Regions from separate parts of the Mus musculus genome. Here region 1 is linked to region 2. Evidence: chromatin loops called from intact Hi-C (ENCODE). Cell type or tissue: left cerebral cortex. All regions are shown on one strand.

Evidence for each region. A loop is a pair of places that touch in the nucleus more often than their neighbours do. Peaks named below come from ENCODE experiments on the same cell type or tissue, not always from the same donor. Only the 100,000 strongest peaks of a DNase experiment are listed, where the experiment ranks them.
Region 1: it touches region 2 in a loop (3-fold over the local background); 11 of 42 quality-filtered maps call a loop at or near these places.

What each region holds. Positions count from the first base shown.
Region 1 is chr13:73,717,024-73,719,523 of GRCm38, forward strand. No RefSeq gene overlaps it. Among named protein-coding and RNA genes, the nearest start is that of Slc6a19, 17 kb to the left of the region's middle. In left cerebral cortex, a CTCF peak has its summit at 1,458 (motif pointing right); a DNase peak (open chromatin) is centred at 1,456.
Region 2 is chr13:74,290,902-74,293,401 of GRCm38, forward strand. It overlaps Ahrr (aryl-hydrocarbon receptor repressor), which reads right to left and starts at 1,430. Exons shown (of 11, transcript NM_009644.3): 1 at 1,330-1,430. In left cerebral cortex, a CTCF peak has its summit at 1,504; a DNase peak (open chromatin) is centred at 1,477; H3K4me3 peaks cover 486 bases.

The DNA of each region.
Region 1 (2,500 bases), 570 kb before region 2:
ACTTTTATTGATGTGAAGAGACACCATGACGAGGGCAATTCTTATAAAAGAAAACATTTCATTGGAGCTGGCTTATAGTTTCAAAGATTTAGTCCATTGCTGTCATGGCAGGAAGTGTGTCATGGTGCTAGAGATGGCGCCACGAGTTCTACATCCTGATTCCATGAAGGTTCAGAGCTTTGAGCTACGAGGAACACCCCAAAAGTGAGAGCAACTGATAGTATTCCCAGGTCGGCAAAAGTAGCTAAGGAATGCCTCTGCAGAAGGATGGATGAGCAACTGATATAGTCAAGTTGACAACCAAGATTAGCCATTACAGGGAGGAAAGAGCTTAATTGGCTTATACGTTACAATATATTGTCAGGGGAAGCCATGGCAGGAACTTGCAGGCAGGAACTGAAGCAGAGGCCATTGAGGAACACTACTTACTGTCTTGTTCTTCATGGTTTGTTCAGACTACTTTCTTATACATCCCAGGACCTCCTGGCCAGGGTAGCACCACCCACAGAGAACTGGGCTCTTCTATATCATCAGTCATTAATCAAGAAAATGGTCCACAGACTTGCCTACAGGACGGGGAAAGGATACTGGGAGCTCAGTGGTCACACTTTCTGATATTTTTGCTGTTTGGCTTGGCTTATGGTGACCTTGTTGAGTTGGTGGTCCTCAGAAGAAATCCTGAAACAAGGTCCCCGAAATAGTGCAAATGCATTCTTGCTTACGTGATGTTCCTCCTCTGGCTCTGAAAACCCCAAGCTCAAGTTTAAGAAAAACCTTGAAAGCAGATGACTTCTCGGCAGCAAAATTACTAAAGTATAAATGCTCAGATATGGCTGGCATCCTTCCCTAAGCCTAACCCTGAGTTGTCTCTCTCCAGTTTAGATCACTTTATCTACGGCAGAACATGAAGAAGCTCAAACCTTGGCCTTCCTATCAAATGTGAGGAAAGAGAAGAAAGAAAGAATTATCATCCATCTCAGCATAAATGAAAATCTCAATTCCACACTCTGTAAAAGAGAGAATTGATTCCAGCTAGCTGTCCTCTGACCTCCACACTTGAGCTGTGTCACATGTACATGCTCTCTCTCTCTCTCTCTCTCTCTCTCTCTCTCTCTCACACACACACACACACACACACAGAGTAAATAAATAAATAAATAAATAAATAAATAAATAAATAAATAAATAAATATGTAATAAATATTTTAAACTTCACTTTTGTATTACAGACTTTCTCTCCATCCACCTTGTGCATCCTGGGCATTTCTCTGTGGTGCAGGCTGAGATGAATGACAGTCACTTGTAGCTAATGTGCTTGGTGCAGTTCCATCTCACATATGTGACTTGTGCTTGGTGCAGTTCCATATCACATATGTGACTTGGCTTCAACCACTCACTAGTTCTTCCCACCCTTTTTCTAGTTATGTTAAGCATGTCTTCCAAACATGGCCACAAGGTGGCAGCATAGCTGCACGACTGTTTCCTAAAAACACCTTGGACAAATCAGGCAGGCTGTTAGGACTAAGAATAAGAAAAGGCCACCAATGAGGCAAACAGGCTAATTTCCGTCTCTCATTAGGTGACAGACCCAGAGATAAGTTAGAAACATTTGCAATTAGAACTGGAAGACTCCCTAGAGAAATTCTTGTCAAATGGACTGCCCAAGTTACTAGCTTAAAAAGTTTGTTGATTTTTTTAAATTGTGTGTGTGTGTGTGTGTGTGTGTGTGTGTGTGTGTGTGTGTGTAATATGTTTTTCTGAAAATACCTCTTGCCTTTGAGGAGACTAAACATTTTCCAAACCTTGCAACTAAGTTGATAATAGACCTTGAGGTAATTTAAAATTGTATATTCTATCTGCTGTTCTACTATGTATTCAACCAGTTTAAGCATAACATGTCTTCAGAAAAACAATGTAACCAACCTTACCATGCCTTAAATTCTCCATGTAATCAACTTTTACAACCAAAGCTACATGTATAACTTTACTTTTAAATAATGTAGTCTTCCATGCTTTGACCCAGAATGGAGGGGGGGTTGGGGTGGGGTAATTGATTATTTGCTGAAAGTAACCAACAGACTTAAATCAACCTTAAAGGCAACAAATATCACATAAGTGTTGAAAGCAGCATGTGGATGTAGGTTGATAGCATCAGTGTGAGGTTTCTAGTGCGGTCCTGGACCAGTAAAGAAACTTCTCTTGTAAACCTCTGTTAAATATTTCTGTTTTTTAAAAAGGGCTCCTCATTCCTTTTTCATAACATGTTTTCTGTGGTGTTCAGTAAATAAAGGTCAAAGGCATTTTTAGGGACCAACAACAGAGTCAAACACAGACAACAAACAAACTAGAGACACACTGCAGACTATGAACAGACAGAAGATTCAGGGAGAAAGAGGGAGATTTCAAATCTAAGTCAGATCTTGCTCTAAAGTACCCCAAGAGGAAGTCTCTGTTCTTACTATCTCATGTAATATCCACACAAATGTTCGGGTACCAGAGG
Region 2 (2,500 bases):
ATAACCCTGAGGCCATGTTGGGTTACTGGGAACACAAGGTAGAAAGAATATACTAGTTCTGAACACAAATACTGCCAGTTCTGCACAGACACAGTCAAATGGTCTATTACAATATCATCAGATGGTTGGCAATAGACACCTCACAGGGCTGCTGGATTAGCTCAGTAGGTATCCTAGTCTGGAATAATCAGCACTTGGCCATGCCCCTGCTCATGAAAAAAGACAGCCACTGCTCACTGCGTCAGGGTCTCATACCAAGGCAGGCCACTCCCCATGATGGGCAAAAGTGAACCAGACTCTGAGGCCTAGAGTGTCTCCTACTATGAGTTCCTTGATCAGGCTAGGAGAAGTTAAATTACACTGTACAGTACCCCCAAGCTCTGGGGTATCACCCAAGGTGTACACATAAGCTTCTCCTAGAGTTGAGCCTCTAAGTTTAGCTGGATACAGTCCTGAGGAGCCAAGTTACACCTCGCACCCCGGACAAGGGTAGCCAAAGTGAGAAAGATCTCATGAATCCAAACCGTAGAAACAGCTGCAAAAAATAGACCTTTTGGAGGGTGGGGGGACCCTTGTACTAGAACTGTGCAAAGCCTGAACCTCCTTCCAGGAGAAGCCCCGGGAGGGGAACGAGAGTTGTCCCCAATAGAGAGAGCTCTCCAACTGGGACTGGGGAAGCAACACAAGGCCGAGGACTCCAGGGTTTGTACCACTAAGATTTTCAGCAACACCAGGGTCCTGTCTCTTTCTGAAAGAAGCCATACACCGTAATTTTCTGCTTCTCAAAATTGGAGAAGGCAAATATTTCTGGTGCCACTAATTGGACAATTCCCGGAATGGTGGAAGTCCCTCCAAAGCGTGAATCCCTTGTTACTGCCCTCTGATCTCCATGAAAGGGCTTGCTACTGCGCCACTTTCGCTGGCTGTGCCCGTGGTGCTCCAGTCCCAGGGATAGCTAAGGCGGCCTGTGAGGAGCCCCCTTGCCATCATCTGCAAAAAACTTCTAAAAGACATTAGGTCCAAGGCAAAAGGACTCTCCAATGCGGGACAGGTATTCCCTGGCTCATTTTCGGGAGTGAAGGAGTTTGGGGACAGGATACCCAAGTCAAGAGAAAACTGACTCCTCAAAACTGAAGAACCTGACTGGCTTCCCTCAAAGGTCTGATGCCAAGAGAGAAGCCCCTGGAGTGCCCATCACTTTCAGCAATTCTGGACCCTCCAGATGCAAAAATGTGTAGCAGAAGGGGCCCCAGACCAAGCTGGACAATCTCAGAGTGGCTACAGCAGAGGCAAAGACCAGAGAGCCCCGTGAAGTCCAAGAGTACTTACCCGGGGCAGGCGGGGCGCAGAAGATCGGGCGCGCCCGCTGAGGGAGCCGCGGAGGCCAGGAGCTGTCAGCTCTCTCATCTCTGGGACCTGGCCTCAGACTAGAGAAGGAAAGCCCCACCCCAGCACGCGAGCCGCCCCGCCCGAAGCGGCAGACGCAAGGGAAAAGCGGCAGAGGGCGCACGCACATCCTTGTCCCTGCCTGCCACGCGCCCTTTCAATATTTAGGGTCCCCGGGTCTGAGTGCCTGGATAGGGTGTCACCGCTTGCTCTTCGGGTACCCGTGATCTTTGTGCCTAAATATGTTTTTACCCGGGCCTTTGGAGATCCCAGAGCAAGCCTCCAGTTTGTGCACCAAATCCCACCTGGTCCTAAGAAAATCCAGGGAGTCCTTCCTTTTGCGGAGCTGTGGGTTGGGGCCCCTTGGCCCCTGGGGCCAGAGAATGAGATCAGAATAGGTAACCAAGACTTAGCGTGTTCCTCCTTTCTTGCGCTATAGAGTTGTTTGGAAAATAAAAAAGATTAAAGATACAGTATGTTTATACTTTGCAAAGCATAAAGTATTAGTTTGCTACTTTCTGACACAGAATTTACCAAGAATGAGAAATATTAGGTACATTGGGGTCTTTCAGGGGACATTCTCGTCTAAGCTTTTCAGGACACCACATGGTGGATAGGCTCAGCCCTAAACATACCTATTCGGCTGTCCCGCCTGGCCTAGGCATCGTGACTCTTACTAACAAGCACAAGGTTCAGAGACTCCTGGAATCTCTGAAGTTCTTCGTGTGGGCAGTCTGCTCTCCATGTCCCACCCCTCATCCAGTCCCTCCCACCTTCCACCTAGGCACCCAGTCCTGATTTTGACCCTGCCCACGTTTCAGGCTCTTGGGAAGCACCCGAGTATCACACTGTCCATTGGCTAGGGTTCCTCCAAAGTACCCTTGCTTGCTTCTGCTCCTTAGATTTGAACTGGCTGTTTGTTCTGAAGGCATTCTCTTCCCTACAAGGGAACAAGGGACCAGCCCTGGGATCTCAGAAGTAAAAGGTACTTTGCCTCTTCTGTGCACAGCTCTGAACGTGAACAACTAGTTCGCGAGTTTTGTCAGAGAATCTGGAAACATAAGGGCAGTTCTGTTCTCTATTTTGTAAACAACTCTGCGTGGCAGACAACAGA